Linked DNA regions of Homo sapiens: region 2 is linked to region 1. The links are chromatin loops, found by intact Hi-C in ENCODE. Cell type or tissue: heart right ventricle. All regions are shown on one strand. Links, peaks and the distances in the headings refer to the core of each region. The heading gives the core; the rest is flanking DNA. Region 1 has its middle 33 kb from the start of GLRA2. Region 2 overlaps OFD1 (OFD1 centriole and centriolar satellite protein).

What was found. Hi-C counts contacts between places; a loop is a spot of excess contacts. Peaks named below come from ENCODE experiments on the same cell type or tissue, not always from the same donor. Only the 100,000 strongest peaks of a DNase experiment are listed, where the experiment ranks them.
Region 2: it touches region 1 in a loop (16-fold over the local background); 1 of 110 quality-filtered maps calls a loop at or near these places.

Annotation. Positions count from the first base shown.
Region 1 is chrX:14,487,862-14,504,349 of GRCh38, forward strand. It overlaps a transcript of GLRA2 not described here. Among named protein-coding and RNA genes, the nearest start is that of GLRA2, 33 kb to the right of the region's middle. In heart right ventricle, for the core only: no CTCF peak of the experiment used is centred there; no DNase peak of the experiment used is centred there; H3K4me3 peaks cover 985 bases; H3K27ac peaks cover 1,385 bases.
Region 2 is chrX:13,739,189-13,748,515 of GRCh38, forward strand. OFD1 (OFD1 centriole and centriolar satellite protein) reads left to right here. Exons shown (of 23, transcript NM_003611.3): 6 at 5,227-5,331; 7 at 7,131-7,267; 8 at 7,592-7,765. Among named protein-coding and RNA genes, the nearest start is that of OFD1, 9.1 kb to the left of the region's middle. In heart right ventricle, for the core only: no CTCF peak of the experiment used is centred there; no DNase peak of the experiment used is centred there.

The DNA.
Region 1 (16,488 bases), core at 5,301-13,300:
TGAGAATCTGACCTTGTGTGTTACAGGATCAAATACATGAGTGTCTTTCTCTATTTTTCTTGCCTCCATAGAGCAGAATCTGGCCTTGGACTCTGGTGTCTTTTCCCTCTTTTCCATTGCACATGCACTTGGATGTTTAAAACCCTGCCCTCATGTTCCTAATGCAGCTGCCATGAAGGTGGTAAAATTTTGAAAGTGGGGTTTTAGTTTTGGGGCAGAATGCATACTCCCCTCATCTCTTGAGTCTAAGCCATGGATTCCTGTCCAGTTGCCTAGAAAGCTGACATTGGAATTTCACCCACAGGCTCACTGAAAAGAAATAATGCCATTCTTCCCTTGCCATTGTCTATTGTGAGCACAGTGCCTTTGGAATTTCAAGGAGAACAGATGAGCTGAGCCAAGATAAAATTTAGGTGATACTTTATCCTTAGGCCAAACTTCCATATAATGGCACTTGAAGCCCCATTACCACACCCAAGAGATACTAGGTGGGGATTGATTCAGAGTTGAACAGGGAGTTAGAGAAGTCACAGTCTGCTCTTAGTTGTAGGATGGCCCTGCTAGGAGCTAACATCCCTCTTTAAAGAGGTGTTTCCCTCACTTTATGAGTGGTCATTATTCCATAAATACTAGAGATGGTACAGCAGGAGACATCAAGTCACTTTCCATCCTCACCTAAGACATTTAGGATATGCCTAGCCATCCTGGCAATGTCGCATTTTAAAGCCACAAATGTTTGCATGGCCTGCAGTCCTGAATCCCTGAAGAGAAAAAGACATCTTTAAAAACACCATTTTAATTGCTAAAATTTACTTCTAAAGGAGGCATATTTCATCTTATTGTTCTACTAATATAGTTTGTAATATCAGAAACAACAAACACCCCAAAATTCATCACAAGTATTCATAGCTATAACAAGAACCATCATAAAATAATTTCCATTTACCAACCAAAGTAATTATAATTCCAACCTCAACAAAAAGCTCTCCTTTCTTATGTTTTAATAACAAGCCCAGGTTTGTTTTTTTCCCCAATTATTTATTTCTTTATTATTCATTCATTTTTTTGTGTGTGATATAATTCATTGCCTAAGTCACTGGTTTCAAGCCTGTGTATTGTGGACACTTAGGAATTATAAGTGCTGTACAAAAGATACCTTTAACCCCTCTGTTTACCAAGTATTGGCTGCATACTGAATAAAAACAGATCTTCCTGTATATGGACTGCTATTTTCAAATGTCTGCAAGTGTTATGGTTAATATATGGTGGTTATTTCCTTTCTTTTTTGAAAACTTATACAAGATAATTTAAAATGGTTTTTGAATTGATAGTCATTTTTTGTCCTAGTACAAATATGTTATAATCAACTAATAACTTGAAACACAGGTAAAATTGTATGGTGATTTGGGGACTTTTCTGATGGTATAAAGGGGTCCTCAAACTCACAAATGTTAGGAAACCTTGATCTAAGTCATGCAGAATTGGGCCATCTCCTATTATTGTTGTGGGACTTTTCCTTAATTCAGCTAAAGATGGGGTCCTTGTCACATGGCCATGAAAATTTAGGCTCGCAGACGATTTGAAGAGTGAGAAAAATGGGATTTATTGGACAAAAAGGAAGAAAAGGGGAAACAGACTCTTAGCGAGGTAAGAGTTTATGCTTTCTGCTCATGGGCTTCCCGCCTTGCAGACTGAATCCCAGGTACAACCCAGGAAGAGGAGGGGCCAGGCTTCTCCCCAGAGAAAGCGATGCGGACTTCTGTGGTTGCACTCCAGTGCACACTCCTCCCAGTGTGCAGGTCGGTCAGAGGCTCTGCCAAGGAGCCCTTACCACCTGGCTGTCTCATTATGAACTAATGCCTGCAAATGGACGTTACAAATCATTGAGCAACAAGGATTTGTCGCTTTGTCACTGCTGACCAGTAGACATTAGAATATTGCTGGAGCAGAACCTGGGACAGAATCTGGGTTGTTAACAATGGAAAATTAACAAAGTCCTTTTAAAACCAAATAAAAATCCATTGCTTATCTAAAGTGATTATTTTTTTTCTTTTTTTTTTGAAAAATCCTATAATAGTACAATGTCTTTCCAAACATGAGGAAATAATAGGACCTAGAGAGAGCATGACAAAAAGTCAAGGAATCCCAGGCATCTAGCCATTTAGTTTCTCACCCAAGCATTGTCTTGTCCTGATCTTGACTCCCTTACGTGTCCCTGGATAGAGACAGTGCCCAGCTAACCCATCAGTCAGTATCCTCTCCTTTCTAACAATCCTCCCTTCATCTCAGGCTACTCACCTGCCTGGGATTCAGCTGTAGGAAGATGGGTAGTCAGTTACAATTGCTCCAGGGGCTGCATGTACACTGTGTCAAATATCTTTGCAGTTCTGATTAAATAGCCAACATTATCTGTTCTTCAGTAAGCTGCAAGTGAAGTCAGTGGGCTTGGGGGAGTGTGTGGGAGGCAGAAGGGAAGGCTAAAACTGGTGATGCAGCTGGGCTCTAGTACCAAGATCAAGAGATAAGATGCAATGAGTAATTCACTTCTAGTGAGTTTTTTCATAGTCAAATTAATTGGAAAAACAGTTTAAAAATAGTACAATCTGATATGTATCTTTTCCTTAAAGTTGGAACAGCAGGAACAGACAATTCTCTAAAAAATAAATTCCTTCTGTAATACAAGCTCCTTTAGCTCGGTTCCATTCCACAGTTTGCACTTCAGATTTCAGTTTATCAGCTTGCAAAATTCATGTTCTTGGTAACAACTAGGAGGAGGGAAGGTGAATCAGAGAATCTTCATGGCTGGATGAAACAAACAAACAATGAAAATCTTCTGTCATTGATGCTAAATCGGTGGTAGTGGCTTCTTGTGTAAGAAAACACACCTTGATAAGGGGTGGGAAGATTGAAGAGAAGTAGAAGGAGTGTATGGGGGAAAAACTTTATTGCCTTCTATCACCTACATGGGTTTTAATGGACATTTTATAAGGCTATCTTATCATACTTCCAAATTGATATGACCAGCTTCAGCACACAGCACACACTCTGCACATAAGAAGTACCCAATAAATATTTACTAACAGCATCTGACCAATTCAAGATCAATTTAGAAGACTGCTTCTGTCTTTTCTCCAGTCTATCTCTATTTGAATTCAGCTCTCAGAATTCCTCTAACTAGGCTCAAGACTGAGATTATAGTCAGAATTACTATAAAATTTGCTCACATAGGCCTGCTATTATGGTCAGAAAATAATATATTTCTAGAGGGAAACTCACCAAACAGCTTTTTTTCCTGATGATTTTCAAATATTTTTTAAACATCAATAATAAACAATAAGCTTTTTCATTTAAAAATTATATTATTCTGTCCATTTGCTGTAAAATAGTTCAAAAATAGGATCATATTTTTACCTACACTTCATAATATTGTTTTGCCATCTATGATTGCAAAAGGAAGGCCACATACTCGCCTATAAACTGGCGGTTTTGTTCACTTCTATTACTAAAGTCACCTTAGTTCTTCCTTTCGTAGGTTGCCTGAAGAGTTTGTTTGTAAAAGAGTAATAGATTAACACTCAGTAGAAATTTGAAAACATTGGGAAAAAATCTCATTTCCTTTTCCCAATCTTTTAATTTAGCTTTGTCATAAGTAAATGCAAATTCTAATCAGTGGTTCTTAAACTTCAGAATGCATAAGAATCCCTGGAAAAGCTTGTTAAGACACAGATTCCTGTACTTAGCCCCAGAGATATGATTTCGAAAATGTTGTCTGGGCATCAGGATTTCTAACAAGCTCCCAGGTGATGTGATGCTATGGGTATGCAGGGCACACTTGAGTAGTACTGTTCTAATGGCCTGGCTGAGTTAATGGAGCCATTCAAAACACCTGACGTCCTCCTAGAGGATTGTAGTTGGGTCCAAATAATCCAGCCTAATAAGTGAGGATGGATGTCAAGACGTGGGTGTCCTCCAGAAATATTATGTTTTGAGACCAGCCCCAGTTTGGCAAACATGTCGTCATAGCTGATCATTGTGACTCATGCCTACCAATTCAGTAAAGTCTTTGTGCACTTTACAGAAGTATGTGCACTTTCAGAAAGCTTGTTTCCTTAGCTTGGGAAGTACTGGGTCAAATCAAACTTGAGGTCATTCTAGTAGAACTGTGAGAAAGAGAAAGAGCACCCAAACAGATCCTGTTACTTTCTATGACAGCAGTTTAAAATACCATAGCCTGAGGAGAATGAGTGAACTCATCCATCCCCTTAGGAAGCAAAATGGATTGAAAAAAAAAACAGGTGTAAAGTGGATTTTCAATTAACTCAGACAAGTTTTTTTGTCCACTTGAGTTTTGTAGGAGCTTAGCCTGCAGAACAGCAGGCTGTCAGGAAACTAGGAAACATGATTCAAAGGACATGAGGTTTCCTTGAGTGTCACTGAGATGCATTCCTATCATCTAGTCTCCTCATGCTCAGTCTCTGTGAGACTCTGCTTGAGGAATAGACTAAAATCCAATTCAAAAGGTATTGAGAACTTCTGGCTGACATGAAATACATACACTTTACCCTATCTTCCCACTAATTACAATTAAAAATTTTAGATATAATACATAAATTATCTGGAATACTAAATAAACACATAAAAGTATATTCAACCTCATTAATCATTAAGGAAATGTAAATTGAAACCATAATAAGATATTGCTACATAATTACCAGAATAGCTTATTAAGCCTGAGACTACCAAGTGCTGGTGAGGATGCAGAGCTACTGGAGATCTCACACATTACTGATGGGAATTCAAAATGGTATAGTCATTCTGGAAAACAAGTTTGCAGTTTCTTATAAAGTTAAAGAACAAATGAGAACCAAAATTTCTAAATGATTACCCTAGTGTCTTAGTTTGTTCCTGCTGCTGTAACAAAATACCTGAGACTGGGTAATTTATAAAGAACAAGAATTTACGTCTCACAGTTCTGAAGTCTGGGAAGTCCAAGATCAAGGTGCTGGCAGGTCTGGTGTCTGCTAAGGGCTGATAACTGCTTGCAAAATGTGCCTTGTTGCTGTGTTCTCCCAAGGGGATGAATACTGTGTCCTCATATGGTGGAAGGGCAAAAGGGCCTAGCTATTTCCCTCAGGACTTTTTACGAGGTCACTAATCCCATTCATGAGGACTCTGCTCTCATGACTTAATCCCTGCCTAAAGGCCCTACATCTAAATACTAACATGCTGGGTTTTAAGCTCTAATATATGAATTTTGGGAGAGACACATACATTCAAACCATATCACATAGAAAAATGAAAACTATATTCACACAAAACTGTACATGAATTTTAATAATAGCCTTAAAGTGGAAAAAAAATGTTTTTCTATCATGTTTTTTAAAATTTTATTATTATTATACTTTAAGTTTTTCAACAGGTGAATTAACAAATTGTGATACATCCATACAATGGAATACTATTCCATAATAAAAAAGGAATGAATTAAGGATATGTAAACAACATGAATGAACCTCAAATACTTATGTGAAATGAAAGAGGCTAATCTAAAAAGGCTACATTCACAGACCTTTACACCAAAACAAATGTGAATTTTACTATATGTAAATTTAAAAATAAAAACAGTGTCTGCTAAGGCTGAACATATATATATATATACACACATATATACACATATATATACTTATATACATATATACACATATATACATATATACATATATACACATATATACATATATACACATATACACATATATACACATATATACATATATACATATATATACATATGTACACATATATATGTATACATGTGTATACATATACACGTATATATGTATACACATGTATACATATATACGTGTATATGTATACATATATACGTGTATATGTATACATATGTATACATATATATATAGACACACACACACACACATATATATGTTCTAGAACCCCATCATTTTATTCCTTGGCTTATATCCAAAAGAAATGCATATAATTATTCACTAAAGGATATACATGAAAATGTTTACAGTAATATTACTCACAATACTTTAAAAACTAACCAAATAACCACCAATAATAGGATGTATAAATAAAATATAGTATTTTCATACGATGTAACATACATGGGAATTAATGAACTGCAACTACACACAATAATAAGACCTACTGTCACAAAAAAATGTTGCATTTAAGAAGCCAAACATGAAAGTGTACATACTAAATAATTTAACTTATATGAAGTTCAAAAGAAGGTAAAACTAATCTAAGGTCTTAGAAGTTGGGGCAGCATTTACCCTTGGCAGGCTAGTAGTGACTGGAAGGGAAAGATAAATCCTATTGAGGTGCTGGTAATATTCTGTTGTTTACCTAGGTGCTGTTCAAATGGGTGTGTTTGGTTTGTGAAAATTTATAAAGCTGTAATCTTTTGATTAGTACACTTGCTTTGTGTGCTATATACTTCAGTATTATGTGGATATGAATAGATTTTTCTAACAAGAGTTTCCACAGATTTCATCTGTTTTGCAAAGGATTTTCTGCCTCAAAAATAATTGTAACCATTGAACTGGTGAAGAAAGAACAGACCTTGGATGGCATTAGGTTTGTGGGTTGATCACAAAACTGGTTTTTTTCTGTCTTTTTCTGAGTTGAAAGAGTCTAAGTCCTATCCTATTTAAAGTGTTGGTGATCTTGTGATATTCCCCAATCCTAGCTATATTTCTGAGAAAGCTGTTCAGTGTTTACCTGAAACTGAGGTGTTTCCTACGACTAGGGACTTTCACTGGAAAACTGGGAAAGTCCTGGGAAAACTAGAATGGAAGTGGAAGAGACGGTTGTCTTGCTCTTTTTAGAAAACAGCAAATCTCCGAAGTCTCATGTCATTGGAGTTATTGGACTCTGGGAATCACCTGACTCCCGTAGAAGCACCTAAATGGGTTTTGCAGAAAAACTGGGTGGAATTTCCAGCAGTTCCAGTATTTGAAGAAAACTAGTGAGGGTCAGGACAGCATTTAAAAATTCCCAGATGTTCTGAGTATGAGGGCCGCCACATCACCTGGCCTTTAATCAGTCCTCTGTATGATGCCTCCTTTCATCCTCCAAGTTAAGTACAGGGACTTGGTTTCCTGTGTCACTTCAGCCGGCTGCAATTTTAGCAGTGGCTGCAATTTTAGCAGTGGCTTCAGGATGGACAAGTGATTGAATGAATGTCTTTCAGAGTCCTTGCTGGTAGATCAGATTGAGCCAAGGCAAACTTGTCACCATACAATGAGTTTCCTAATGCCCAGAGAAAAGGCATAAATGGCCCATTAGCCCTTGAGAGTTTTCAATGTAATGTAGTTTCTCTTTCTAGGATTGTGGCTTTTGATGTTTTCCTCTTATATTAGGTGAAAACCACTTAAAACATATTCAATATAAGACAATCAAAACCTGTCATTAAAAAAATTCTCTAAACATCGCAGAAAACTATAATGCAGGCGAATGGACATTATGTTTTACTTTTTAACCTGGTTCTAAATCCCTTCAAATAGAAGACATCTATTTTGTTAGTCGATATAGGGTTCTACTCTACCATCTAGAAAAGCAGCCATGATTAGTATGAGAGCTAGAAAGAAGGTGGAGTGGAAGGGGGAAAGAGAACTCTATCAATTACGTTGATTGAGCACGGGGTATATTTCTGAAATTTCTGACCCACCATATATATATGTCTGTGTGAGTGTGTGTATATATATATACGCACTATATATGTGTATGTATGTACACATACATATATACATATTGCATATATATCCTTATATACTTATATAAGGATATATATGAAAATATTACATATATATATATCCTTATTTAATCCTCCCAACAACCTTTGAGTGTATTATTATCTGTTTTATAGATAAGAATCTAAGGTTGAGAGAAATTAAGTAATTTGCCTTATGTATGCACAGAAAGCATAAAAAGGATTTGAACCCAGTTCTTCTTGATGCCTAATGATACCTCAGGGACTTTATGACCACTCTGGGCCTGGGAAATAAAACAGTCCATTTTGCAAAGGAGTACTTGAGCTGGTGGTTTTCAGGATAGTTTTGTTTCAGATAATCCAAGAGAATTGTGGAAAAAAATTGTTCTAAGACAGAAGCTTGTGAGCTGACATTTCTAGCTAAGGAGAGTTCATTGTGTTTGGGGTGAAAGGGAGATGAAATATTTTAGCATGGGCGAAATGCAAAGTCTACATGGGGTAATGACAAGAAAAAAAGAATGCATAGATTGTAGGTGAGGGGAAGGAACTTGAATCCTAGGTAAGTGTGTTGGCTCAGATGAGCCCAGAATTCCATATTGACATAGAGGGACTGTTTCCCAAACAAAGCCATTTTTATATGCTGTTCATCAGACTATACACCAAGCTAATGGTCTTACCTTGTATCTTGAGTTCTTCTAGAATTGACAGTCATCTCTAAGAAAGATTAGCTGAATTAGTACTGAGTAAATCCGCACATATGTGGGTTGATCTCAGATATGGTAACTCAGATTGTTTTTTAATACCATAATACGTTTTTCTCCATTTTCAATGCATTTATCACCACTTTCTGTCCTTGAGATAATTATATAAACACAATTAACTATAAGGCAAGTGGAAAGACTGTTATTACTGTAGTTGTCTTTAAATCTTGGAAATCAGTGATTTAGCTGACCCTGCTTTCCAACATTATCTTAATGCTAGCACTAAATTATTGTAAATCCAACATGTTTTCCAAGTGCTTTTATTCTGAAAGGTTCAAACTGTTTTCTAGATTCTTCATTAATCCTCACAATATGTGCAGGAGGTACTTGCTGTCAAACGTCAGGCCCATTTTACAGATGGAGGATTTAAGCAGTTTAATAAAAGACATGTCAGTCACATCCTCAAAGGAGTAAGGATCCAGCTCAACCGTGAACCTAGACCTGCTGGTTCCCCAGCTGTTGCTGTCTTTATTAAGGAATGTGGCTTCTCTTGGTTTCACTCTGGTGCTGGCCTTCAGCTGGTTACTAGGCAACTTGAGTGATCACAGCCTAGGTGGTTCAAAATACCAGAGCATCAAAGTCCTAGAAAAATGAAGCAAAATCTTTTCATTGTACACATGTTAAATTTAGTCTAATACCAAACCATTGTACCTGAGATTGGCCAGGAAAAAAACAAAAAAGCTTTGAAGGGCTACCAAACACCATGCGTCTGATATTTGGGTTAATTTTAGGCTGATAATTATTACAAGTGTCTTAGAACACAGAAGAGGAAAAATAAAGTATAGGCTGCTTGCTCTACAGAGCTTAGAGCCCAAGGCACTCAAATAAATAGTTGTATCACATGGAAAGATGATGTAAAGTGGTTGATGAGGGGTCAAGATAGAGAAGAGAAATCGTCTGATAACCAGGGCAACTTGATGTTAGCTTCTGTAAGCTTTCATGATGATTTCAAAACGAGAAAGCAAAAGTGAAAGTAGAGGGAACAAATTTCCCCAGCTACTTATTTCTAAAGCTCAGAAAGGAATTTATCATAAGAGTAACAGGAAGAAAACAGCTCGGTGCAGTCTTTTATAATTCTCAGTGTGAGGATCCATGTGGGCTTGGTTATATGAAGTGGGTTTTCTCCTTGAAGACAGAGAAGGGTACAAAATGTGGTGGTCCTGGGCTTTGCAAACAATAGCTGAGTCACAAACCACAGCACAGTCCTTGGAGACATAGTGAGAGAGTGGCAGGCTGAGCCTCCACTTCCCATCCAGACACATGACATGTTGCTGGGAGCATTTTCACTTCGTTCTGTTTCATAAGGGGACATTTGAACCAGATTTTAAAAGGCAAAAGCTCAATTTTTCTTAGTTTTAAAAAATGTTGCCATTTATTTGAAAACCTGTGGGACAATTGGCCTCTAAGATACACTTTGCCCCACCCCCTCCCATCTATCTCACAGCTAGGCAGACCAACTCAAAATGTGTCCCTTAAAAATCCTGTTTCCATGTGGCTCTGCTTAAGGAGGTACTCTAACCCAGAAATATCATCCTGGAATAGAACAGACAGCAAGATGGATTATGCATCACAAGTAAAGTACCTGCCATCACAATTACAACTCTAATATATAGTGAACACTGGCCAATAGCTTATGCTCTTTAAAGGAAGAGATGTTATTTTCATTTCTTCAGAGTTCTTGAGAATTCTTTAAAAAGTAAAGAAGTTATGTAAATATTGGAAGATAGTCATATCACACTGATTTGCAAATAATTCCATGGTTACCTAAAAAAACAAAAAAAAAACCAACAGGCTCAATTAAAAGAAAATTATGTGACTAGAAGTAAAATAATTTGGTAAGGTGCTGGTTACCAGGAAAAATATTTTAAAAACCAACTGATTTACTCATAGAAACCAGATAGAAATAGAAATGGAAAACACAACCATACACCTCATTAACAATAAAATAAAAACTACAAATTACATAGAAACAATTTAACAAGGAAAATGTAACATTTATTTAAAAGAGCTATAAATTTTATTGAAGGACATAAAATGAGATCTGAATAAATGTATTGACAAACTATACCCCTTGATAGAAAGTATTTTCCCCCCTAGGTCATTGACATTTTTATTTTTAAATTTTTTTATATATAATATACATATTTTGAGGGCACATGAGGTAATTTAATATATTTGTATAATTTGTACAGATCAAATCAGTGCAATTGGGATATCTGTCACCTTAAATACTTTTCTTTATGATAGAAAAAATTGAATTATTCTCTTCTAGTTATTTTTGAAACATATAATAGATTATTATAAACTATAGCCGCCCTACTGATCCATCAAACACTAGGTCTAATTTATTACAACAAACTGTATCTTTATACTCATTAATCAGCCTCTCTTCATTTCCCCCCACCCTGTACCCTTCCCTGCCTCTGATAACCATCAATTTCCTGTCTATCTTCATGAGATTCTCATTTTAAGCTCCCACGTGGGAAGGAGAATATGTGATATTTGTCTTTCTGAGCTTGGTTTATTTCACTTAACATAATGACCTCCAGTTCCAACTATGTTGCTGCAAATCACAGGATTTCATGCTTTTATGGCTGAATAATATTTCATTGTGAATACATACTACATTTTCTGTATCCATTCATCCATTAATAGGTACTTAGATAAATTCCATATCTTGGCTATTATGAATAATGCTGCAATAAACATAGGAGTGCAAATATCTCTTTGATACATTGATTTCCTTTCTTTTTGGGTATATACCCAGCAGTGGAATTGCTGAATTATATAGCAGTTCTATTTTTAGGTTTTTGAACTTCCATACAGTTTTCCATAGCTGCTGTACTAATTTGCATTTTCAACAACAGTGTACAAGTGTTTCCCTTTGTCCACATTCTCACCAGCATCTGTTATTTCCTGTCTTTTAACAGAAGCCATTTTAACTGCAGTGAGATGACATTTCATTGTGGTTTTGATTTGTAGTTCCCTGATTAATGATGTTGAGCATTTTTTTCATATACCCATTGGCCATTTGTATGTCTTCTTTTAAGAAATACCTATTCATGGTATTTCTTAAAATACCTTGGAATCAACCTAGGTATCCATCGATGGTGGATTGGATAAAGAAAATGTGGTACATATACACCATGGGATACTACACACCCATAAAATAATGAAATAATGTCCTTTGCAGCAACATGGATGCAGCTGGAGGCCACTATCCTAAGCAAATTAATATGGAAACAGAAAACCAAATTATCGCATGTTCTCAATTTTAAGTGAGAGTTAATCTTGGGTACATAAAGATGGGAACTATAGACACTGGGACTCCAAAAGGCAGGAGGGAGGGAGAGAAGCAAGGGCTGAAAAACCTCCTTTTGGGTACTATGTTCATTATCTGTGTGACGGGATCAATAGAAACCCAACCTCAGCATCATGCACTGTAATCTTGTATGATAACAAAACTACACCAATACCCCCAAATCTAAAGTAAAAATGGATTTTTTTTTAAAAAAATTTATTCAGGTCTTTTGCCCATTTTTAATTGGATTATTTGTGGATTTTTTCTTCTATTGATAGTTTGAGCTCCTTAAAGATTCCAGTTATTAATCCCTTGTCAGATAGTTTGCAAATATTTTCTTCCACTTTGTGTGTTGTCTATTCACTTTGCTGTGCAGAAGCTTTAGTTTGATGTAATCCCATTTGTCTATTTTTGCTTCAGTTGCTTGTGCTTTTGCAGTCTTACACAAAATATTTTTATCCAGACTACCATCCAAAGCCCTAGAAATTCTGCTCTGTATTTTGGCCAAAGGAGACATCAAATCTGAGTGGCTGTTCAGCATCACCATGCTGTCTCTCTTTTTTTCTCAGCTAAGTCACTGTCTCTTTTTCAGCACTAGATGGCTGCCAGGTTTGCTGAGGCCCAGGTTTGCCTTGGTTCTAATACACAATTAGAGTGCCATCCAACCCAAATGGGAAAGTTCCAAAGGGGATATCCCAGTAGTATGGAAAGTCTTGTTAGAGGTTCATGCCCAGGGGACCTGAAACAAACCTGAAACAAACAAAACCCAGACTATAGCATGGTGATGCTAAACAGCCACTTTGGATGGTAGTCCTACCTCACCCCTTTGTCTCTGGCTATGCTCAGGGATATTTCTCCTTTCAGGTACTCTTGATGCTTCCTGTGGGTTGAGGTAGGGACAGGTCTCCTGACAGGGAATCCAAGATGGTGGGGAAGCTAGTTGTCCACCTTTGTCTTACTTTCACCAGTGTGGAAACCATGGGTCAGGGAAAAGTTTTCTGTGCATTTAGTGATGGACAGATTGCAGGGAAGGGTGTCACAGATGTACAAATCCAATTCTCTTCCCATCTGCTCAGAGTTTTTTCACTTTCCTGTGGCCCCAGAAATGGTCTCATCCTCATATTTTAATTATTAGACATTGTTGGTGATCATCTTGACACTGTATATGTTTTTGATTCTCTGTAGTGATGGGAGGAATGAAGCCAGCTTATATCTACACCACCATTTTGGAACTGGAAGTCCTCAGAAAGTCTTAATATAATAAAAATGTGATTTCTTTTCAAATAAATACACTTAATATCATTTCAATCAGAAACCCAACAAGGTTTCTTTATAAAATTGATAAAATGATTTTTCATAAGAAAACAAAGTATGCAAAAATTGCCAAGAATGTTTTCGAAAAAGTAGTAAAAAAAAAAAAAAAAGATTTATCCTACCTGCTACTAAAATTAAAGACTGCTGTATTCCAGAATCTCCCTCTCAGCATTTGTTTCTGCGGAACCCACCATGACACAGTAATGATCTATCACTCAACCATATTTTGATGGGAATGTCAAAATTTAATTTCAACACTGTTTTTTATTCAGGTGAAGGAACATGAAAGGAAAGTGTATTTAAACTTTTTAAACCTACATATTGTGGCCAGTTGGGTCCCAGGTGGGCTACGCATCCATAAAATAGTCCTCATGATCCATCTCCTATTGTCTTATGCCTTTTGTGCTTCGCTTTTTAAACTTTTGCTTTTGTGACCTGGTCCTCCTCCTTGACTGGATCGTTTGGCTTATGTTCCATCCAGTACAACCCCTCCCTGCTTTGCTTGTACTTCTGTGATTTGGCACCCCTCCTTGTGCTTTGTTCTGGCTTGGCCACATTTATGCTCCACTTGGCTTTGGCTCAAGATCCAGCAACTTTTTTTCACTTGCTCTATCCTACGAGCCGTTCCAGAATTTCAAATTTATTCACAGCCTCATTCACAGCATACTGCTCTCCCTCTGAAGAAAAATATCTCAAGTGGATTATAGCAAGTGGCTATACTTAAGAAATTTGGAGGCTCTGGGCATGTTTTATTTATCAGCCAGGAATCGTAATTATAGTTGTATTAGTTTGCTCAAGCTGCCATAGCAAAGTACCACAGTCTAGGTGGCTTAAGCAATAGAAATGTTTTTTTTTCTGAAAGTTCTGGAAGCTAGAAGTCTGAGATCAAGGTGTAGTTGGGGTTGGTTTCTCCTGAGGTCTCTCCTCTTGGATTGCAGATGACCGTCTTCCTCCTATGTCTTTATACATCTTCCATCTGCATGTGTCAGTGTCCTAATCTTTTCTTATAAGGATACCTGTCATATTGAACTAAGACCCACTCCAATAACCTCATTTAGCCTTAAGTACTTTTTAAAAACCCTATCTCCAAATATAGTCACATTCTGAGGTACTGGGGTTAGAATGTCAACATATGAATTTGTGAGAACCCACAGTTGAGCCCACAACAGAAGTTTGGCTGCCTGGATCAAACATATATTCACTACTTTCTAACTAAGGGAATCTGAGCAAGTTCCTTCATTTCTTTTGGCCTCAGTTACCTTCTCCATTAAATGAAGTATTTGCCTCACAGAACTGTTGTGAAGACTAAATAAAAATGGATGTCCAAAGTGCCTGACTCATAGTTAGCACTCCATAAAGGTTAACTATTATTAGCATCTTTGACATTCCAGCACCAATACAGAATCCAATACAAATACACATAATACATATTGATATATGTAAAAATATGCAAATGTGAGATTTTTATTCAGTTGCTCATTTGCTTAACAGGTATTTATTGAGTATTTACTGTATACAGTCAATTCTTATGATTTGTGTTGGTTATGTTCTCTAAAGTCACTGTGAACACTGAATTATTTAATACCGAACCATTGCTCCTAGTAGAAACACAGGATTAGGTTCCTATAAGCCTCTAGCCACAATATTTTCAATAACTGATCAATATATAACTTTGTTTTATGTGTATTTCTGTTTCAAAACACTTTATCTAATATATAGTTAATTCATTAACATTGAACTCATGGCCAACAGCACATCACTCATACCTGAACAAAGCTTGTCTAACATATGTGTTTTCTCTGTAACGCATATCATGGCGTTTTTGTACTTAGCAACATTAGACAGCACTCCAGCACTACGCTACATTTTAAACAGTGAAATTACCAAGAAGAAGCACAAAAATGCAAAAAAAAAAAAAAAAAACCATGGCAGTAAATAGACTACAAAAGGACACTTGTTTAGAGTCTGAGAGCAGAAATAAGAAGGCAGAGTGTCACCTTGTTCAACCTCAGCTGGGAGCATGCATGCATATTGAGAGACTAAAATTTTTCATTGCTTAGCACATATCCATTAATGACCATGAAACTGCTGCTACTATTGATTTTGGGGGTTGCAAATAACTTTTGGCAAGTAAGTTAGTTCACAAATACAGAATCCTAGAGTAAGGAGAATCCTAGAGTAATGTCAATCACTGTATTAGGTTCTAGGGCACACTACAGAACAAGGCAGTTGCTTTAGTGTTGCTTACTGTCTAGCAGAGGACAGAGCAGTAGGGTGGCAAAAGAGGGACTTAATGAGTGACCTGCTGATTTAAGGAGTTTACAGAAATGTTCTGATTCTTTGAATCCTCTGGAGAGGAAGAGGATTCCAAGTATCTGCCTCCTGAAGGAGCTCTGCTGTCACTCCACTTTCCGACGATTAGTTTCTATTTCCAGAGGGTACCACAATTGGGGAAGACCCTAGTGAAGTTCAAACTGAGTTATGTAGTATGTCAGCATGTTTTTGTGTGTCCTCTGTCTCCTGGGAAATGCTTGCACTTGACTTGATATGGAAATAGCATTATCTCTTTTACTCAAATAGTCCCTGGCTGCAATACTTGCCCTCTTCAGCATGTGTCGCTAACCTTTTGGTGCTCTCTTCAATGCCAACAGCCAGCATTCTTCAAGGTGAGGGCATGAGGGCAGTGAGCAGATCTCTGTTGGGGACTCATATGGACTTGTTCTACTCCGCACTCTGCCACTGAACTTTAATACAAGGATTCTGAATTTCCTCTGCGCATGAGAACCTCCAGGAGGGTTTTCAAAAACCAATAATGCCAAGCTCTATCCCTGACCAATCAGATCAGCTCTGAGGGTGGGGCCCAGGCATCTTAAATTTAAATTATTTTTTTAAAATTCCCAGATGAATGTCATGTGTATCCAGAGTGGAGAACCACCACTTTGATTTATTTGTGTTTCAATTTACTCATATATAGAAAAAGATGTTGGCATCTGATGAGTCCCAAGAAAATATGCTGTAAGCTACAATCCTAAATTCCATTTCAAAACTACCGGGACACTTCCTCCTCCAGTCTTTTTTTCTACTAATATAGCTACTATAAGAAATATGCTAATTAATAGATTTTCTTCCCCACAGTATGTTTACGACATCATTGATGTCTGTCTCCCTATTCACAAGTTTGGAAGAAAATAAAGTGATGTTTTTCCTTCCAAAGAAACAAAAACAAAAGAGGCAAAAATATAACTCAGTGTATACTGAATGGGAACAAAAACACTATGATCTTTCACATGATAGCTGAACTTAAATGCTCTGTGACATGAATTTCAATGCCATTTTCTGTCTCTAATCACATCCCTTGAGCACTGAGATCT
Region 2 (9,327 bases), core at 1-8,000, 750 kb before region 1:
ATAACTTTTAGATATTCAATTAAAAAAACTGTAGACAGTATCAAAGGCCCTACAGACAGGCTGAAAGATACTGTTTGTAAAAATACCCACTGTTGGGAATATTTCTGCAAAAAAAAAAAAAAAAAACTAATAACTTTTAGGCCAAGTGTCTTTGTATACTAGGTATCCCTCTCAAGTATAATTGGTAGGGTATTAGATGTATTAATATTTCCTTAAAGAATGAGAGTTGTGTTCAGTAATGTGTTATATATCTTTTGTTCTTAAATGTTTATACAGGCCGGGCGTGGTGGCTCATGCCTGTAATCCCAGCACTTTGGGAGGCTGAGGCGGGTGGATCACCTGAGGTCGGGAGTTCGAGATCAGCCTGACCAACCTGGAGAAACCCCGTTTCTACTAAAAATACAAAAAAATTAGCTAGGCGTAGTGGCGCATGCTTGTAATCACAGCTACTCAGGAGGCTGAGGCAGGAGAATCGCTTGAACCCGGAAGGCAGAGGTTGCGGTGAGCTGAGATCACGCCATTGCACTCCTGCCTGGGCAACAAGAGCAAAACTCCGTCTCAAAAAAAAAAAAAATGTTTATATAGACCTAATAAATTGCCTTAATTTTGGCCTTGATAATAGCCATTCATAGAGTCCATAACTACTGTGGGTTTCAGGCCATTGGTTAGACTTGATGATGGGCTTTGTAGCATGAACATAAGCTGGCAACTTGGCTTTGATGCATAGTTATTCTTTAGGTCTTTTAAAATAATCTGTTAGTAATAGTCCTTTTGTGTTGGTACACCCTTGGATTTTGTCTGTTGCCTGCACTATCATCCCCACAAGGACATTCATTTATTCATCCATTCATTCGCCAATTCATTTAGAACTTAATCATTTGAATACTTATTTTCTGCCAGCCATTAAGTCTGTGACTTAATCGCCAAGTCTCTTGGTAGTAATGTTAGCAGAATATAAATAAATTGGAGCACAAGATATTCTGGACTGCCCGCAAACTAGACCATCTCTACTGAAGTTCAGTATGGTAAATGATCCTATATTCTGTACTCTAAGTGTCGTCCAGTGTGACTCTCTGTGATTATGGAAATGTCTGTGTCTATGCTGTTTAATGTGGTAGCTGCTATCCTCATGTGGCTTTTGAGCCTTGAAATGTGGCTAGTGTGACTGGATAACTGAATTTTTAATTTACATTTAATTAGCTACACTTGCATAGTGACTACCATATTAGCATAATTCTGAGGTATATAGCTAGTATCTTTTGCTTAACTATTACTTCAAAAGGAAATTTGTGGCTTGAAGGGATATTAAGAAATAATCTATGGGCCAGGCACGGTGGCTCATGCTTGTAATCCCAGCACTTTGGGAGGGCAAACCTGGCTGATCACTTGAGGTCAGGGGTTCAAGACCAGCCTGGCCAACATGGTGAAACCCCATCTCTACTAAAAATACAAAAATTAGCCAGGCGTGGTGGTGAGTGCCTGTAATCCCAGCTACTTGGGAGGCTGAGGCAGGAGAATCGCTTGAACCAGAGAGGCGAAGGTTGCGGTGAGCCAAGATAGCGCCACTGCACTCCAGCCTGGGTGACAGAGCTGGACTCCATCTCAAAAAAAAAAAAAAAATCTATGTAGTTACTATAGATACATTATCCTTAAAAGTAGTTTTTCCATGGCCGGGCGCAGTGGCTCACGCCTGTAATCCCAGCACTTTGGGAGGCTGAGGCGGGCGGATCACGAGGTCGGGAGAGCAAGACCATCCTGGCCAACATGGTGAAACCCCGTCTCTACTAAAATACAAAAAAAAGTTAGCCAGGCCTGGTGGCGTGCACCTGTAGTCCCAGCTATTTGGGAGGCTGAGGCAGGGGAATCGCTTGAACCCAGGAGGCAGAGGTTACAGTGAGCCAAGATCACGCCACTGCGCTCCAGCCTAGCGACAGAGCAAGACTCCGTCTCAAAAAAAAAAAAATAGTTTTTACACAGTCTCTTTAAATGCATCTGGTTCAGAAAGACATCTGGCCGACAGCCCTTACCAGCTTCACCTAGCATCCCAGTAAAATTTCTGGAAGCCAGAAAAACTATGAGTAGCAGATAGGTCAGGCATCCTAGTGCCAAAATTTGGATAGAACTCTTAGCTAACAAAATAGCTCCTGGTAAGATAAAATTTTTTTAAAAATTGGTGTCTTCTAATTAAGTAACAGAAAACATGTAGGAAGATATTGTGTACTTAACCGTTGTCTGTCCCCTGACTCAGACCTATGGTCTTATCCTACCATATCTATGCTCAGGGGGTGCTAAGCTGTTGAATGGCCTTGGTACTTTTCCTCCTAGATTCTAGTCACCCATTCTTCCCACTGCTAATTTTCCTTTCAGAGATAATGATATCTGTTATGCGTGTCTGTGTGAAGAGACCACCAAACAGGCTTTGTGTGAGGAACAAGGCTGTTTATTCACTTGGGTGCAAGTGGGTTGAGTCCGAAAAGAGAGTCAGTGAAGGGAGATAGGAGAGGGGCAGCTTTATAGGGCTTGAGTAGGCAGTGGAAAGTTACAGTTAAAGGTGGTTATTTATTGTTAGCAGGGGAGGGGGTCCCAAGGTGCATGGTGGAGAGATCTTGGGACTCATTGTCCAGAAGAAGAATGTCACAAGGTCGATTGATCAGTTGGGGCAGGGCAGAACAAGTCATAATGGTGGAATGTCGTAAGGTTGGTCAGTCAGTTAAGGCAGGAGCTGTTTCACTTCTGTGGTTTTTTAGCTGGCTCCTGCAGGCCATCTGGACGTATATATGCAGGTTACGGGGGTTACAATGGCTGAGCTTCGGCTCAGAGGCCTGACAATATCCAGAAAATGATGTGCACAAAATTTGGATGAGGGAAGAAAATTTGGACATCGGCCCTTTGCTTTTTGGAAGTAAAAATTCTTATCTGCAATTGGCAAAAGAATAAGACATATACATCAATGGGGACAGAATTAGGAAGTCCAGAAATACATCCACACAAATATAGTCAATTGATTTTTTTTTTAACAAAGGTGCAAAGGCAATTCAATAGAGGAAAGATAGTCTTTTCAACAAGTGGTGCTGTAACAGTTGGATATTCATATGCGCAAAAATGAACCTAGACACAGATCTTATTTATTATACCTTACACAAAAACTAACTCAAAATGAACCATAGACCTAAATGTAAAATGCAAAACTATAAAACTTCCAGATGAGAACAGTAGAAAGTCTGTGATCTTGGGTTTCGTGATGAGATGTAACACCAAGAGCAAGATACATGAAAGAAAAAAGTAGATCAGTTAGACTTTATTAAAATTAAAAACATCTCTGTGAAAGACACTGTTCTTTTTGTTTTGTTTTTGAGACGGAGTTTCACTCTGCCACCCAGGCTGGAGTGCAGTGGCGTGACCTCGGCTCACTGCAGCCTCTGCCTCCTGGGTTCAAGTGATTCTCCTGTCTCAGCCTCCTGAGTAGCTGGAACTACAGGCGCCTGCCACCACGCCTGGCTAATTTTTTTGTGTTTTCAATAGAGATGGGGTTCACCATGTTGATCAGGCTGGTCTCGATCCCCTGACCTCAGGTGATCGCCTGCCTCAGCCTCCCAGAGTGCTGGGATGACAAGCGTGAGCCACTGTACCCTGCCAAAAGACGCTGTTAAGAGAATGAAAGACCCAGTGTCGAAACCCATAGAGCTTTACGTCATCAAGAGTGAACCTTAATGTTTGCAAATTTAGGTCAGGTGATCCCAGGATGGTATGCAGACTGTGACAAAATCTAATCCCCTTCCTGAAGGGAGTGGGGGTGGGGGAAAAGGTGCTGAGCTAACTACTGTTTTTAGTTCCAAGAAACTAAACATTTCTTAAGTAATTTATGCTTGTGGTTTAAAACAGTTTCAAACTATTCAGAAGGATATAAAGTGAAAGCAAAGTAGCAGTTTCTGCCCATGTTCTCTAATCTCACGCTCCACTGATAACTAGAATTAACAGTTTCACTCCACTGATAACTAGAATTAACAGTTTCTTGTTTATCTTCTAGAATTGTTTGAGGTTAAAACTATGTATTTGTAATTAAAACACAATCAATTGGGATTATATCGTAGATACTGTATGCAATTTGCTTTTTTTAATCCACCAATGTATCTTTCTGTAGCAGTATAGACTAATTATTTTTAAATAATGTATTTAACCCCCTATTGATGGAGATCTGGTTGTTTTATTGTTTGCTTTTTGCCATTACAGGTAACCTATGTGCAGTGTGCACCCTTTGTGCCCTTGTGAAAGTATACCTGTGTAAATTCATAGAAGTGGAATGACTAGATTAAAGGGCACATGCATTTCGAATATATATAAGCACTGACAAATTTCTCTTCCAAGTGAATGAGTATAGCTATATATCCACTCCCTTGCCAACACTTAGCATTATACAAGTTTTAATCTTAGCAGTGTTATAGGGAAAATAATGGTTTCTCTGTTGTATTAATTTGCATTTATGATTTTGTTCATGTTTATTCAGCATCTAAAAATTGTGTTCATCTTTGACAATGTAGTTTTTTCTGCAAACTACCCATGTTTTTCCCCATTTTTCTGATTTTTTTTTTTTAAACTGATTTGTAAGAGTTCTTTGATGTTATGAAAATGTCATCACTTTAGTCTTGGTTATGCCTCCATATTATTGCAACTATTTTTCCCAGTGTGTTATTTTTTTATTTTATGCCATATGTAAGTTTTCAGTTTTTATGTAGTTAGATTGATAAATATTTCTCCTTATTCCTTCCAGGTTCTGTATCATGCTTGGGAAGGCCTTTTCTCAGATTTATTAAAAGATATGACTGGGCACAGTGGCTCATGCTTGTGATCCCAGCACTTTGGGAGGCCCAGGCAGGAGGATTGCTTGAGGCCATGAGTTTGAGACTAGCCTGGGCAACATAGCAAGACCCTGTTTATACAAAAAGTAAAATTAGCTGGGCGTGGTGGGTGGTGGTGTGCACCTCTAGTCCCAGCTACTTGGGAGACTGATGTAGGAGGATTGCTTGAGCCCAGGAGGTCGAGGCCGCAGTGAGCCATGATTACACCACTGCACTCCAGCCTGGGTGACAGAGCAAGACTTTTGTCTCTAAAAAAAAGGAAAGATATATAATGTAAAAAATGATAATGTCCTAAAACTAAGATTGTAAAAACAGTGACTGAGCAGTGGTTGAAAGTTCTGAAACAAAACTGTATGCATATGTTTTTTAGGTTTTCTTATGCATTTTTTAAAAGAATTGGCAGAATATCATCAAGCTAAAGAGAGTTGTAATATGGAAACTCAGACAAGTTCGACATTTAACAGAGATTCTCTGGGTAATTATAGCCTTCTTTCTTAATTTCAGTTCTGCTGTTTTCATTTTGAATGAAGGAAATTATCTGATTTACCATATTGTGTGATTGCTCCTTGAACTGGAGGGATGCAGCCGGCAGGCAACAAGGGAATTCATTTCTGGAATCATCTTGGGGGACCAGGAAGTGCTCTCCAGTGTCATTCCCTAGCCTCATGAATGCCAGGGCTACACTGGCCAAATCATGCAGGGATTCAAAGGCCCATATTCTTCCTTGTTTGTTGAGTTTGACTTCTCTTAACTGGGAGGTTCTTCCTCGTGTCTTGTCTAACTTTACAGCCACCCAGTTAGAAGATTATAAACTACTTGCTTTGCAAAGTACTAGAGAAGTCAGTGACTTATCACTTCATTTTATAGTTGAGGAAACCGAGGTCCTCAGAGGAAGAGCAACTTGGAAACACTCAGTCTGCATCAGAACTAATAGTGGAGTCCAAGTTCTCCCATCCATGATCTGGAGCTTTTTGTACTATCCAGCTGGTCTGCAGTACCATCCTGTCTGTCAGTTTCGTGCTCAGTAGAGATGGGAAATAGCTGTTTAAAACGATATGCTTAATGGATTTCTTGGCCCTTCCTTACTCTTAAATGGTAACTTGCAAGAAGATAAGTTCATAATTCATAAAATGTATTATATGACTATGCCTTTAAGTGTATTTTTAATTCAATTAGAAACATATTACTTGCTAATTATCAAGCAGTGCTGTTCAGTGGTGTGAGCCACATACATAATTTTAAATTTTCTAGTAGCCACGTTGAAAAAAGTAAAAAGAAACGGGTGAAATTTGTTTTAATAATATATTTAACCCAATACATGCAAAATATTATTTCAGCATATATTCAATATAAAAAATACTAAGATATTTCACATTTATTTTTTGCACTGTCTTTGAAATCTCATGTGTTTTTTACATTTAAAGCACATCTCAGTTGAGTCTGGTCACATTTGAAGTGTCAATGGCCCCATGTGGCTGGAGAGTCCTGTGTTGGACAGCATCTGGAAAATACAGAAAAGTAGATGGAAAAACATGTCTAAAGTCATCCCTACCAGAGATAAACACTATCGATGTTTTAATCTACTTCTGCCAGCCTTTTTCCCCTCTGTGCATACTTTTTGGGTGGGCGTTATACACGGTTGAGATTGTACTCTGGGTTCAGATTTGCACTTTGCTATGTGGTTGATTCTGATCCATAGTTGGTTTGAGGGCCATGGACTAAGGGAAGAGTCAGTAGACCTCACTTTAATCCTGGTTATGCTGTCATGTAGTCACTTATTAAGCTATATCAGCATTTGTTCTTTATGTGTAAAGGGGAGGGGTTGATATACGTGATCTTTGATTCTTTTAAAGTTATTGTTTTGAATATGTAAGTCAGCTTTAACCAGAGTCCAATAAAGAGCTCTCTGCCTTAGCACTTAGAGAGTAGGAAGAGACTCCAGTATTTTCTGACTTAAACTGTACTCTTGGCTTTCTTTTTCCTCTAACATTTCATGATGAACATTTTCAAACATACAGAAAAGTTGAAACAATTTTAGCGAACACTTGTATACCCACCACCTAGATGTCACTATTACACTTGTGTTATACTTGCTTCATCATTTTTATCTGTCCATCCATTCATCCACCTTCCTTTTTTTGTATTTCAAAGTAAGTTGCAGATAATCCCTACACTTTCCCCTAAGTATCCTCTTTACTTTTGAACCAGAGGTCTGGCGTCTTACGCACCTGACGATGTTTCTATGTCCTAATTTGATGTGTTATTTTTTAATAGCTGAGAAGCTTCAGCTTATTGATGATCAGTTTGCAGATGCTTACCCTCAGCGTATCAAGTTCGAATCTTTAGAAATAAAGCTAAATGAGTATAAGAGAGAAATAGAAGAGCAACTTCGGGCAGAAATGTGTCAAAAGGTAAGCTTTATCTTGTTACTGTAAACAAGAGTGATGTTTTTGTTTGTCTTCTAAAGTCTTAACCATAGGTATATGGGAAAATATCTAGAACTTTTAATAACGAATGGGATACTGTACTGTTGTGCAAATTTTTTTTTATTTCTGGTGACATTTGTTTATGCCTTTTGAGTGAATCCTACAAATAGAGTGAATGAGATAAAACTAACATGAAATAAATATATTTGGACAGAGCATTAATGTTAAACCTAGATGTAGAGAGAGAACTTGTTCCTGTTTTTATAGTATAATAGTTGGTATTTTTAATTTTTTGTGATCAATTTGCAGTTGAAGTTTTTTAAAGATACCGAGATAGCAAAAATTAAAATGGAAGCAAAAAAAAAGTATGAAAAGGAGTTAACCATGTTCCAGAATGATTTTGAAAAAGCTTGTCAAGCAAAATCTGAAGCTCTCGTTCTTCGGGAAAAGAGTACCCTTGAAAGAATTCACAAGCACCAAGAGGTGGTATTTACAAATATTTTATGGGTGGCTATTTCCTGCAGCTATTAGTAGGTTGGCTCGAGATCCAGCAACAGGATGGTACAGTTGATGGAACAAGGCCCCAGAAGAGCAATAGGGACTGGGGCCAAGAGTGCAAATAGAAGGATGGTCCTTGAAAAGGATACACAAATTTGCTTCCTCTGAGACTGATGGAAAGGCGAGAACTGTGGAGGTGAACAATCAAGTTGGGATTATGAGAAACACACCCTAAATAAGCTCCATCTCCTCAGGCAGATTAGAGGGTTAGATCTTGGGTTTTAGGAGCAGATTGGAGGTGCAGAGTAGTTCCTGTGGGTAAGGGAAGAACAGCCCTTTAAAGCAGAGAGGACTGATCACCTGTATTGAGGGCTCAGCTGTGGTTGGGGGAGCCTGGAATTGAGAGAGGTCAAACCAGGTGCTTGTAAGTGAGTTTTCTGTTCTAGTTCTGGGGAGGATTTGTAAGTATCTCTCTGTCCCTTTCAGTGAGGGTGGAAAGATGGAGATGCTTGGGAAGTAGAGCTTTTCAGAGCCTTATTTGACTAGAGAAAGGCAGCCTACTTAATCGAAGATTCTGGGGCTCTCTTGGGTAGTGAAGGGAAGCAGAGGAGAGGGCAGGTGGCTGCTAACCTAGGGGGAAAGGAAGGGTTGAGTGGCAGTCTCAGTGATCAAGGACTCGATCTGGATAGACTGGTAGGTGGAAGAATGAGGATGGTCCAAGATTACAGAATTGCAGGATGAGGTTTCAGGTGGAGACTAGAAACCAAATGCAGTATGCTGCCATTGGAGAGAGCCATGGAAATGAGCAAGGGTGAAGGTCCCTGGGGTAAAGGAGTCACCACAAGGGTCATCCATGTGACCATTTGATCTTGTCACCCCAGAAAGTAACTGGACAGGAGACAGAGAGGGTGAGGAGTGAGAGGGAGTCCATGTTGGCAAGCAGGATTGGATCTACTCCTTTAAATCATATTCCTTTCCCAAGGGCGTGTCTTAGACCAAACTAGATTTACAGCACTATTTCCAACATACATCCAGAACTACTGCTGTCAGATGTTGAAAGTAGGAATGCTTCCCCCTAGTGTCCACTCTCGCCTGGGGCTTCTCAATAAGACCTAGTTGTTTAATGCTAAGGGCACCCCCTCTAAAATTTTGTATAGCATTTCTGGGAATTGGGTTTGCTTCAGCTATAAAAATGAATGTCAGAAGCACATATCTTTGAGATGATTGGATTGTGTTTAGACTAATAACTTCAACCTTCAAGATAGGTGACTGACTAGATCCCTGTTTATTTATCTGATCATCTGAAGGCTTTGAAGAAGATTGTCATCCTCATAAGAAGCACCATGTCTTTATTCCCTCACCTGGACTGTCCATCCCCTTCTCTCCCTGATAAAAACCATAGTGTCTTTCAAGACCCAGCTTGGATGTCACCTGGGTGATGCCGTCCCTGACTCCCACTGAGCGACCCATTTAGGCCTCATTCCTGCATCAGTCTTTATGTACTTCAGTTACAAAATCATCACATCTTAGTGTGATTGTTTCTCACT